2 separate regions of the Homo sapiens genome follow, and region 2 is linked to region 1. A link is a contact called in ENCODE Hi-C or POLR2A ChIA-PET data. All regions are on one chromosome and are shown on one strand. The core of a region is the stretch at or near the end of the contact, and the rest is flanking DNA. Distances in the headings are between cores, read along the strand shown.

Evidence for each region. A loop is a pair of places that touch in the nucleus more often than their neighbours do. ChIA-PET counts read pairs that join two places held with the same protein, here RNA polymerase II (POLR2A). Pooled maps may share reads with other maps.
Region 2: a loop to region 1 is called in a pooled map, with 6 times the contacts of the local background. The contact joins two enhancer-like sites. A Hi-C loop is called at or near these places in 2 of 50 pooled maps. POLR2A ChIA-PET finds 5 or more read pairs at or near these places in 2 of 52 experiments (OCI-LY7 and WTC11).

The regions. Positions count from the first base shown.
Region 1 is chr1:28,165,551-28,171,900 of GRCh38, forward strand. The region is part of intron 1 of PTAFR (platelet activating factor receptor); the gene reads right to left. Among named protein-coding and RNA genes, the nearest start is that of PTAFR, 8.0 kb to the right of the region's middle. RefSeq lists enhancers at 5,615-5,664, 5,705-5,814, 5,855-5,924, 5,935-5,984. Within about 2 kb of position 3,866, at least 4 of the 41 ENCODE cell types and tissues checked have a DNase peak (open chromatin) inside an H3K27ac peak, as active enhancers do.
Region 2 is chr1:28,446,796-28,453,145 of GRCh38, forward strand. All of the region lies in intron 2 of PHACTR4 (phosphatase and actin regulator 4), which reads left to right. Among named protein-coding and RNA genes, the nearest start is that of SNHG3, 56 kb to the right of the region's middle. RefSeq lists a silencer at 3,978-4,027. Within about 2 kb of position 3,301, at least 5 of the 41 ENCODE cell types and tissues checked have a DNase peak (open chromatin) inside an H3K27ac peak, as active enhancers do.

The DNA of each region.
Region 1 (6,350 bases), core at 2,616-5,115:
AGACAGGCGGATCACGAGGTCAGGAGATCGAGACCATCCTGGCTAACACAGTGAAACCCCGTCTCTACTAAAAATACAAAAAATTAGCCAGGCGTGGTGGCAGGCGCCTGTAGTCCCAGCTACTCGGGAGGCTGAGGCAGGAGAATGGCATGAACCCAGGAGGCGGAGCTTACAGTGAGCCGAGATCGTGCCACTGCACTCCAGCCTGGGTGACAGAGCGAGACTCTGTCTAGGAAAAAAAAAAATTGCTGAAAGAAATTGAAGATGACACAAATAAATGGAAAGACATCCCAAGTTCATGGATTGGAAGACTTAATATTATTAAAATGTCCATACCACCCAAAGTGATCTACAGGTTCAATGCCATTCTACCAAAATCCCAGTGTAATTTTTACAGAAATTTTTTAAAAATTGTAAAATTCATATGAAACCTCAAAGGACAACAAATAGTCAAAACAATCTTGAGAAAGAAGAACAAAACTGAAAGACAACTCCTGATTTCAAAACATATTACAAAGCTACAATAATCAAAATGGTTTGGACTGGCATAAAGACAGACACATAGATCAATGGGACAGAATAGAGAGACCCAAAATAAACCCTCACATACATAGTCAAATAATCTTTGACAAGAGGACCATGATTACACAATGGGGAAAGAATAGTCCCTTCAACGAAAAGTGCTGGGAAAGATGGATATCCACATGCAGAAGAATGAAGATGGGCTCTTATCTTACACCATATATTATACAAAAATTAACTTAAAATGGATTAAAGACCTAAACATAAGACCTGAAACTATAAAACTCCTCAAAGAAAACATAGGATAAAAGCTTCTTGGCGGGGTGTGGTGGTTCACGCCTGTAATCCCAGCACTTTGTGGGGCTAAGGTGGGCAGATCACCTGAGGTCAGGAGTTGAAGACCAGCCTGGCCAACATGGTGAAATCCCGTCTCTACAAAAATACAAAAAGTAGCCAGGCATGATGGCGGGTGCCTGTAATCCCAGCTACTCGGGAGGCTGAGGCACGAGAATCACTTGGACCAGGGAGGCGGAGGTTGCAGTGAGCCAAGATCGTGCCATTGCACTCCAGCCTGGGAAACAGAGCAAGACTCCATCTCAAAAAAAAAAAAAGCTTCACAACAGGCCAGATACAGTGGCTCATGCCTGTAATCCCAGAACTTTGAGAGGCCTAGGTAGGAGGATTGCTTGAAGCCAGGAGTTTGGGATCAGCCTGGGCAACGTAGCAAGATCTTGTTTCTACACAAAATTTAAAAAATTAGCTGAGCACGATGGCATGCACCTGTAGTCTCAGCTATTCAGAGGCTGAGACAGGAGGATACCTTGAGCCCAGGAGCTCAAGGCTGAAGTGAGCTATGATCATGCCACTGTACTCCAGCCTAGGCAACAGAGGGAGACTCTGTCTCTAAACAACAAAAAAATTAATTAATTAGTTATTTACATTAAAAACAATAAAAAGCCTCATGACATTGGAATGGGTCATAATTTCCTGGATATGACACCAAAAGCACAGGCAACGAAAGCACAAATAAACTATTTTTTGGCAAACTTTAAATAATCTCCATGAAGCAAAGGAAAACAATCAGCAGAGTGGAAAGGCAACCTGTGGATGGGAGAAAAGGCAACCTTTCGGATGGAACCAGATATCAGATAAGGGGTTAATATGCAGAACTCCTACAACTCAGTAACAACAATAACAAAAAATTCAATTTAAAAAATGGGCAAAGAACCTGAATAGACATTTCTCCAAAGACGATATACCAATGACCATAAACATGTGAAAAGATGGCTCAATATCACTGATCATCAGAGAAATGCAAATTGAAACCATAATGCAATATCACCTCAAACCCACTGGAATGGCCACTATCAGTAAAACAGAAATGTGTCAGCAAGGATGTGAGAAATTGGAACTTTCGCATAGTGTTCGTGGGATTCCAAAACGGTGCAGCCACTATGGAAAAGAGTATAGAAGCTCCTCAAAAAACTAAAATTAGAATGATTATATGACCCAACAGTTCCGCTCTGGGTATACTATATATTCAAAAGAACTGAAAACGGGATTTTTTTTTTTTTTTTTTTTTTTTTTTTTTGAGATGGAGCCTTACTCTGTCGCCCAGGCTGGAGTGCAGTGGCACGATCTTGGTTCACTGCAACCTCCGCCTCCCGCGTTCAAGCGGTTCTCAGCCTCCCTAGTAGCTGGGACTACAGGCACCCGCCACCTCGCCCGGCTAATTTTTGTACGTTTAGTAGAGACGAGGTTTCGCCATGTTGGCCAAGCTGGTCTCTAACGCCTGACCTCAAGTGATCCGCCCACCTTGGCCTCTCAAAGTGCTGGGATTACAGGGATGAACCACCACGCCCAACTGAAAACCAGATCTTTTTTTTTTTTTTTTTTTTTTTTTTGAGATGGAGTCTCGCTCTGTAGCGCAGGCTGGAGTGCAGTGGCGCAATCTCGGCTCGCTGCAAGCTCCGCCTCCCGGGTTCACGCCATTCTCCCGCCTCAGTCTCCCGAGTAGCTGGGACTACAGGTGCCCGCCACCACACCCGGCTAATTTTTTTTTTTTTTTTTTTGTATTTTTAGTAGAGAAGGGGTTTCACCGTGTTAGCCAGGATGGTCTCAATCTGCTGACCTCGTGATCCGCCCTCCTCGGCCACCCAAAGTGCTGGGATTACAGGCGTGAGCCACCGCGCCCGGCAGAAAACAGGATCTTGAAAAGACATTTGCACATTCATATTCATAGCAACATTATTCACAATCATCAAGCGTGGAAACACCTAACATGTCCATGGACAGATGAATGGATAAGCAAAATGTGGTATATACATACAATGGAATATTACTCAGCCTTACAAAGGAAGAAAATTCTGACACATGTTACAACATGGATGAATCTTGAAGACATTTCTGCTAAGTGAAATAAGCCAGCTCACAGGAAGACAAATACTATATGATTCCACTTATTATATGAGACATTTAAAGTAATCAAACGCATAGAACCAAAAGTAGAACGGTGGTTGCCAGGGGCTGGGAGGAGGGGAAAATAGAGAGATGTTCAACAGATGTAGAGTTTCAGTCATGCAAGATGAAAACATTCTTTTTTGTTTGTTTGTTTGAAATGAAGTCTCACTCTGTCACCCAGGCTGGAGTGCTGTGGCATGATATTGGTTCACCACAACCTCCGCCTCCTGGGTTCAAGCGATTCTCCTGCCTCAGCCTCCCGAGTAGCTGGGATTACAGGCATGCACCACCACACCCAGCTAATTTTGTATTTTTGGTAGAGACGGGGTTTCAACATGTTGACCAGGATAGTCTCGAACTCCTGACCTCAAGCGATCCACCCTCATTGACCTCCCAAAGTGCTGGGATTACCAGCATGAGCCACTGCGCCCAGCCAAGTTGAAAACATTCTATTGGCACTCGCAGGATTTAAAAAAAGAAAAGAAAAGAAAAGAAAACATTCTAGAGATCTATTATACAACAATGTGAATATAGGTAGCATGACTGAACTATACACTTTAAAAATGTTAACAGGGACCAGGCACATGGCTGGAATTACGTGGCCTGTAATTCCAGCACTTTGGGAGGCCAAAATGAGTGGATCACTTGAGCCCAGGAGTTTGAGACCAGTCTGGACAACATAGCAACACCCCAGTCTCTATAAAATAAATTTTTCAAAATGCATGCTAAGAGAGTAAATTTATGTTACGGTTTTCACCACAGTAAAAAAAAAAAAAAAATCAATGGGCCTAAGAGACGACAAATTTGAAAGTACATTGTGTATTTTTAAGTTAGAGTCATATGACTCAGTTTATGACTTAAAAGCTATGCAACCTTTGGTAAAACTGCTTGCCGCCTTCGGGCCTCATTTGTAAACCACATCTCTTTCATCAAGCGAAATAAAGGATGTACAGTATTTAGAGAACAGTGGTTAAGAGCACAGACTCTGGAGTCAGACTCTGTAGTCAGACAAACCTGGGTTCAGATCTTACCTCTCTCACTTCCTACCACAGAACCACAGCCAAGCATGTCCTCCCTCTGATTCTCAGGTCCCTCACTGAAAATGGAGCTGATAATACCCAGGCACATACCTCTCCAGAGTGGTGTGAAGAGTCAATGAAATAATGTGTATAAAGTCCTTATCAGGGCTGGGCGCAGTGGCTCATACCTGTAATCCCAGCACTTTGGGAGGCCAAGGCGGGCAGATCACTTGAGGTAAGGAGTTCGAGACCAGCCTAGCCAACATGGTGAAACCCTATCTCTACTAAAAATACAAAAATTAACCAGGCATGGTGGTGCATGCCTGTAATCCCAGCTACTCGGGAGGCCGAGGCAGGGGAATCACTTGAACCCAGGAGGCAGAGATTGCAGTGAGCCAAGATGACGCCATTGCACTGGAGTCTGGGCGACAGAGCGAGACTCCATCTCAAAAAAAAAAAAAAAAGAAGATGCCTGGTCTGGTCTACAGTGAGAGCTCATTGAATGTTGGCTATTGTTACTCTTACTTCCCTACCCCAGACAGAGTTGGAAATTCCACCTCAAGTTCCCATAACAATCTATCACATTGCATTATCATAGCTGTTGATTTCTCTCTCCTTTTGGACTGGGAATTCCCAAGGGCCAAGGCTTCTGGCATATCACCAATACCCATCACAGGGCCTCCTACATAGCAAACACATGAGAAATACTGACTAAATAGACAGGTGAGCCTCTGTACACACACAGTCACAGTGTCCCTCACTCTTCGCTTCCAAACTCTCACACCCCAGCTCTAGCCACTCCCAGCTCTTAGATTCGCTGGGGCCAGTCCCACTTTCCTCATCTATAAAATGGGAATAGCATCAACATTGAGGCTGGAAAGGTGGCCCACATCTATAATGCCAGCACTTTGAGAGGCTGAGGTAAGAGAATTGCTTGAGGTCAGGAGTTTAAGACCAGCCTGAGCAACATAACCAAATTTTGTCTCTACAAAATTAAAAATTAAAAAAAAAATTAGCCAGGCATGGTGGCACATGCCTGCAGTCCTAGCTACTATGGAGGCTGAGGCTGCAGGATCACTTGGGTCCATTACAGTAAGCTATGATCATACCACTGCACTCCAGCCTGGGCAACAGAGCAAGACCCTATCTCTTAAAAATAAAAATAAGGGCCCGGCGCGGTGGCTCACGCCTGTAATCCCAGCACTTTGGGAGGCCAAGGCGGGCGGATCACAAGATCAGGAGATCGAGACCATCCTGGCTAACACGGTAAAACCCTGTCTCTACTAAAAATACAAAAAATTAGCTGGGCAAGGTGGTGGGCGCCTGTAGTCCCAGCTATTCGGGAGGCTGAGGCAGGAGAATGGCGTGAACCCGGGGTGCAGAGTCTGCAGTGAGCCAAGATTGTGCCACTGCACTCCAGCCTGGGCAACAGCGAGACTCCATCTCAAAAAATAAATAAAAATAATAAATAAATAATTAATACAAATTAGGCTGGGTGGGGTGGCTCACACCTGTAATCCCAGCACTCTGGGAGGCCGAGGCAGGCAGATCACCTGAGGTCAGGAGTTCAAGACTGGCCTGGCCAACATGACGAAACCCCATATCTACTAAAAATACAAAAATTAGCTGGGTGTGGTGGCGCACATCTGTAATCCCAGCTACATGGGAGGCTGAGGCAGAAGAACCACTTGAACCCGGGAGGGGGAAGTTTCAGTGAACTGAGATTGTGCCACTGCACTCCAGCCTGGGTGACAGACCGAGACTCCATCTCAAAAAAAAAAAAAAACTTGACCTCACAGGATAGCCCTGATGTTGAAGACAGACAACCTCTACAGTGCTAGGCATATAGAAGGTACTCAATACATGAGTTACTTCCTGTTCTGACATGCCCTGTTGCTTGATATTTGTGCCCTGACCTGGCCGTGCCGACCACACCCTCTAATGTTACCTCTCACAGAGTGGTTTCAATACCATTTCTCCAAGATGCAGAAGGATTTGAGCGACGAATTAAGGGAGGAGAAATCCTGACCTCTGGGGAATTCTGTGCCAGGCTCCCTACAATTCCCAGCGCAAGGGACCATGCACATTTATTGGCTGATGAATGAAGCACCATGTCTGGGAGAGGTTACGGACAGGGTCTAGGGCACGAGGGATGAGGATGATCTGGGTACCAGTCAGAGTTACCCAGTGTTCCTTCTCATTGGGGACCTCATCCTGGCCCCAGATATGTATATTACATTGAGGAGACTCAGCCTCTGCTCAGTTGGCCTAGGAAACCCCAAGTCTGGCCTGGGTCTCTCCTCCTGGCTCCCAGATACCCAGGTGGTATCTGTTTGTGAGTTACCCTAT
Region 2 (6,350 bases), core at 2,051-4,550, 280 kb after region 1:
TGTGGCACCTGCCCCCTTGCTCTCTTGCTCCTGTTCTGGGCCATGTGACGTGTCTACTCCCCCTTCATCTTCCACCATGATTGTAAGTTCCTGCAGCTTCCCCCGAAGCCAGGCAGATACTAGCATCATTCTTCCTATACAGACTGCAGAAACATGAGCCAATTAAGCCTCTTTTCTTTATAAATTACCCAGTCTCAGGTATTTCTTTTTATTTATTTATTTATTTATTTATTTAGATAGAGTCTCACTTTGTTGCCCAGGCTGGAGTCCAGTGGTGCGATCTCAGCTCACTGCAACCTCTACCTCCTGGGTTCAAAGTAATTCTCCTGCCTTGGCCTCCTGAGTAGCTGGGACTACAGGCGCGTGCCACCAAGCCTGGCTACTTTTTGTATTTTTAGTAGAGACGGGGTTTCGCCGTATTGGCCAGGCTGGTCTTGAACTCCTGACCTCAGGTGATCCTCCTGCCTTGGCCTCCCAAAGTGCTGGGATTACAGGTGTGAGCCACTGTACCTGGCCTCAGGTAATTCTTTATAGCAATGCAAGAATGGACTAATAGACCTATTATCACAACCTACATATGTATTTCCTCTTTCTTTTTTCTTTTTTTTTTTTTTGAGACAGTCTCACTCTGTCGCCCAGGCTGGAGTGCAGTGGCACGATCTCGACTTACTACAACCTCTGCCTCCTGGATTCAGGTGATTCTCCTGCCTCAGCCTCCCAAGTAGCTGGCATTACAGGTGCCCACCACCATGCCTGGCTATGTATTTCGTCTTTCTACTTGCAAGTAAACTTTGGAAAGTTTGAAGTTTTTTTTCCATGAGTGAATAGCTTATATTCTGGCCCTTCACTATAAAAACATACCCTTAACCTGGAATTTTTTGTCAGAACAGTGTGCACATTAAGTTGCCAGTGGTAAAGCAACTTCACTTCTTGATACAATCATAGGCAGAAAACTATTTTTCCAGAGGTAGAATCTCAGACATAACTGTACCTGCAAGTTCAGAGAGAGACCTTCCACCTGACTATCTTCTCCTGACGGCTTTACCGAGTTCTTTCTAATTCCCAAGGGTCAGATCTATGCAATATTTCCACAGGAAGTTGTGGGCCTTCTCTATACAAAGCCTGCTTTGTTCATTAGTGGCAGGTTTATTTTCTGTAATTTTGCCGAAGTTTTCTGAAACAGTTGTTTAAAGCCAATAATAATCCTCTTTTAGAAGGCAAAAATGAATAAGTACAGTAGTGTAAATACCATAAATGAATGTTCTACGTTTACAATGTTCTGATACTGTGAAAAGGTTGTTTATAGCAAATCTGTTTCCAGCTAGGTGGGCTTAAAAACAGACTAAACCATTATATTATGAAGATATTTGGTACTTCTTCACAGTGAAGTATGTATACCTTGTTGAATAAAATCATACATTAAAATTTTGGACAAATAGGCTGGGCACGGTGGCTCATGCCTGTAATCCTAGCACTTTGGGAGGTCGAAGCGGATAGATCACTGTTGGCCAGGCTGGCTGGAACTCCTGACCTCAGGTGATCACACCATTGCACTCCAGCCTGGGTGACAGAGCAAGACTTTGTTTCAAAAAAAAAGAAAAGAAAAGAAAGGAAAGGAAAGGGGAAAGGAAAAAGGAAAGGAAAGGAAAGGAAAGGAAAGGAAACCTGATAAGGTGGCCGGGCGCTGTGTCTTATGCCTGTAATCCCAGCACTGTGGGAGGCCGAGGAGGGCGGATCATGAGGTCAGGAGATCGAGACCATCCTGGCTAACACAGTGAAATCCCATCTCTACTTAAAAAAAAAAAAAAAAAAAAAAATTAGCTGGGCATGGTGGTGGGCGCCTGTAGTCCCAGCTACTTGGGAGGCTGAGGCAGGAGAATGGCGTGAACCCGGGAGGTGGAGCTTGCAGTGAGCCGAGATCGTGCCACTGCACTCCAGCCTGGGCGACAGAGCGAGACTCCATCTCAAAAAAAAAAAAAAAAAAAAAAAACCTGATAAGGTGTAAAACATACAGAGAGTTCATACAGATCCAATAACTTTGTTACTTATTACCAAGTCAAGTAAAGCGGGGGGCGGGGGTGGGGGGACAAGGCATGGTAGCTCACACACTTTGAGAGGCTGAGGCAGGAGGATTGCTTGAGACCAGGAGTTCGAGACCAGCCTGGGCAACATAGCGAAACCTGATCTCTACTAAAAAAATTAGCCAGATAAGGTGGTCTGCACCTGTAGTTCTATCTTCTCAGAGGCTGAGGCAGGAAGATTGCTTGAGCCCAGGAGTCCAAGGTTGCAGTGAGTTATGATCATGCCATTGTATTCCAAGCTGGGTGAAAGAGTGAGACACTGTCTCAAAACAAAACAACAACAACAACAACAACTGGCTGTGCCAGGTGCAGTGGTGCACCCCTAGAGCCCCAGTGACTTGAGAGGCTGAAGCAGCAGGATTGCTTGAGACCAGGAGTTTGAGGCTGCACTGTGCCATGATCGCGCCCATTAATAGCCACTGTACTCTAGCCTGGGTAACATACCCCATATCTAAAAAATAAAAATATATATGTATAATAAAATAAATAATTGGTTGTAAATCTAATTCTAAAATTAACATTATCTTTGACCTAGGGCATATTGTTTAATCCTGTTTTATCTCATATCTCCATCAAGTTATGCAGGTATAATATGTATCTATAGCAAATAGTTAATGAATACTTTATCCGAAGATGAAAGGTGCTAAGTGGTTTTTATAAATATCATACATTTATTTAAAAATCACAGCCAATGGCCCAGTGCTGTGGCTCACACCTGTAATCCCAGCACTTTGGGAGGCCAAAGTGGGTGGATCACCTGAGGTCAGGAGTTTGAGACCAGCCTGGCCAACATGGTGAAACCCTGTCTCTACTAAAAATACAAAAGTTAGCCAGGCGTGGTGGTGGGCACCTGTAATCCCAGCTACTTGGGAGGCTGAGACAGGAGAATCCCTTGAACCCAGGAGGCAGGGGTTGCAGTGAGCTGAGATCGTGCCATTGCCCTCCAGCCAGGGTGACAGAGTGACACTCTGTATAAAAAAAAAAAAAATCACCCCTGAAATTCATATGAAACAACTACACTTGCACTTAAAAACTTCAATTAAATATTTACTAGGAAAAATATGGTGGTTGAAGAAACTACTAGAACTCTGCATAATTAATGATGTAAGAAACAAGCCTATGATATGTGAGGTGCTACAACTTGAATGAGGGAGTAAGTAGTTTAAATACCAGGCCTGGTTTCAGGGTACTACTCAAACAGGAAACTCCAAACTGTAATTTGGTTAGTTATCTTCCACTCCCAGCCTCCACCCCCTCCAAAAAACACCAAGACTGTCAACTCTGTGACGTGCTTTCCTAATGGCCTGTAGCTACATGACTCAAAGAAAAAGGTGTTTTCTTTGGAACACACAATTGTAAAACTATACCCAGCATCCTACACCCTGATTTCTGGCAAACAAAGGAAAACTACCTTTTTTTTTTTTTTTCACTCATAGAAAACAGAATGGGGCCATAGGCCATTTAAAATGCCATAACTAGTTTAAACAGAAACAACAGTCTATCCAAATGTGACTGCATGCCTATATGTTCTCTGTCAAATTGGAAATTAGAGGGAGCATTTTATAAAATCAGATGCTGAGAACAAAGATTTATGTGCAGAATTGGCGTATGAACAGTTTCAGGCCCATCTTTCTTAGTCCTTTATTAGTATAAAACAAATTTGGGTGTACTTATATAATTTTTTAAAAAACAGTGATGATTTCTGGATACCTGAGTATATTTTTTGTTTTTGTTTTTTTTGGTTGTTTGTTTGTTTGTTTTGAGGCAGGTTCTCCCTCTGTCACCCAGGTTGTAGTACAGTGGTATGATCACAGCTCACTGCAACCTCAACCACCTGAGCTTAAGCAGTTCCCTCGCCTTAGCCTACCGAGTATCTGGGACTGCAGGTGCATGCCACCACGCCCAGCCAATTGTTGTGTGTGTGTGTGTGGTTTTCGTTTTGTTTTGTTTTTGAGAGGGAGTCTTGCTCTGTGGCCCATGCTGGAGTGCAGTGGAGTTGTCTCAGCTCACTGCAGCCTCTGCCTCCCGGGTTCAAGAGATTCTCATGCCTCAGCCTCCCCAGTAGCTGGAACTACAGGCATGTACCACCACACCCAGCTTTTTTTTTTTTTTTTTTTTGTATTTTTAGTAGAAACAGGGTTTCATGTTGGCCATGCTGGTCTCCAACTCCTGACCTCAAGTGACCCGCCCACCTCGGCCTCCCAAAATGCTAGGATTATAGGCACGAGCCACCGCACCCAGCCTAATTTTTGTATTTTTGTAAAGATGATGTCTCAGTATGTTGCCCAGGCTGGTCTTGAACTCCTGGGTTTAAGCAATCCACCCACCTGGCCTTCCAATGTGCTGGGATTACAGGCGTGAGCCACTGCATCCAGCCTACTCTTTGTTCTGTAATGTATTCATCTGTCAGTTTCTCTTTGTTTCTATTACAGTTTCTAAGCATTGCAATTGAATCCTCCTGTCAAACAGAAATTCATACTAAGAAGCTTGAAGCTTGAACTATTGTAGCAGGATTTTTTTTTTTTTTAATTTTAGATACAGGGTATTGCTGTGTTGCCCAGGCTGGAGTGCAGTGGCTATTCACAGGTGCAATGATACATATCACAATACAGCCTCAACTCCTAGACTCAAGCAATCTTCCTGCCTCAGCCTCCTGAGTAACTAGGACAACAGGTGCGCATCACTGTGCCCTGCCCAGTGTTATTGTAGCAGTTTTAGAGATAAATGGCTTAATTAGATCTAATCAGCCACTGCTATGAAGCACTTATGCATTAATTTTTTTCTTTGAGACAGGGTCTCACTTGTTGCCCAGGCTGGAGTGCAGTGGCACAATCACAGCTCACTACAGCCTCAACCTCCTCAGATCAAAGGATCCTCCTGCCCCAGCCTCCCAAGTAGCTAAGACTATAGGCAAGCACCACACTTGGCTAATTTTTTTTTTTTGTAGAGGCAGGGTCTCCCTATGTTGCTCAAGCTGATCTTAAACTCCTGGGCTCAAGTGATCCCCACTACCTCGACCTCCCAGAGTGCTAGGATTAAAAGCATGAGCCACCATGCCTGGCAAATTTATGCATTCTTCAAAACTCTTTATTATACAGCTAAAACACTTTTACCTGGCATATTTAGATCTTCATTAAATTTGGTTTCTAGCTCCTTTAGCACAATATTTTACTTGTGGCAAACTAGGAGAATATACTTAAAAGAACTCTTAGAATCCAGATTACAGTTGACCTTTAAACAACACAGGTTTCAACTGTGTGGGTTCTTATGTGTGGATGTTTTTCAATAAATGTATTGACAGATTGTTTGGAGATTTACAACAATTTGAAAAAAAAAACTCACAGGCAGACCAGATGTGGTGGCTTTTGCCTGTAATCCCAGCACTTTGGGAATCTGAGGCAAGAGGATTACTTGAGGCCAGGAGTTCAAGGTCGACCTGGGCGACATAGTGAGACCCCATCTCTACAAAAAATTAAAAAATTAGCCAGGTGTGGTGGCACATGCCTGTTGTCCCAGCTACTCAGACAGCTGAGGTGGGAGGATCACTTGATCCCACCAGGAGTTGGAGGCTGCAGTGAGCTCTCATCTCACCACTGCACTCTAGCCTGGGCAAGAGTGAGATGCTGTCTCAAAAATTTTAAAAAGAGGCTGGGCACAATGGCTCATGCCTGTAATCCCAGCACTCTGGGAGGCCAAGGTGGGTAGATCACTTTAGATCTGGAGTTCAAGACCAGCCTGGCCAACATGTTGAAACCTCATCTCTACTAAGATTAGCTGGGCGTGGTGGTACACGCCTATAGTCCCAGCTACTCAGGAGGCTAAGGCAGAAGAATCACTTGAACCTGGGAGGCGGAGGTTGCAGTGAGCCAAGATCACACCACTGCACTCCAGCCTGGGAGACAGAGTGAGACTCCATCTCAAAAAATAAAAAATACAAACAAATAATAAAAATAAAAATAAGTCCGGGCACAGTGGCTCACGCCTGTAATCCCAGCACTTTGGGAGGCCAAGGTGGGTGGATCACTTGAGGTCAGGAGCTCGAGACCAGCCTAGCCAACATGGCGAAACCCTATCTCTACTAAAAATACAAAAGTTAGCCGGGTGTGGTTTTGCGTACCTGTAATCCCGGCTACTTGGGAGGCTGAGGCAGGAGAATCGCTTGAACCCAGGAGGCAGAGGTTGTGGTGAGCCGAGATCACGCCATTGCACTCCAGCCTGGGCAACAAGAATGAAACTTTGTCTCAAAAAAATAAATAAATAAAAATAAAA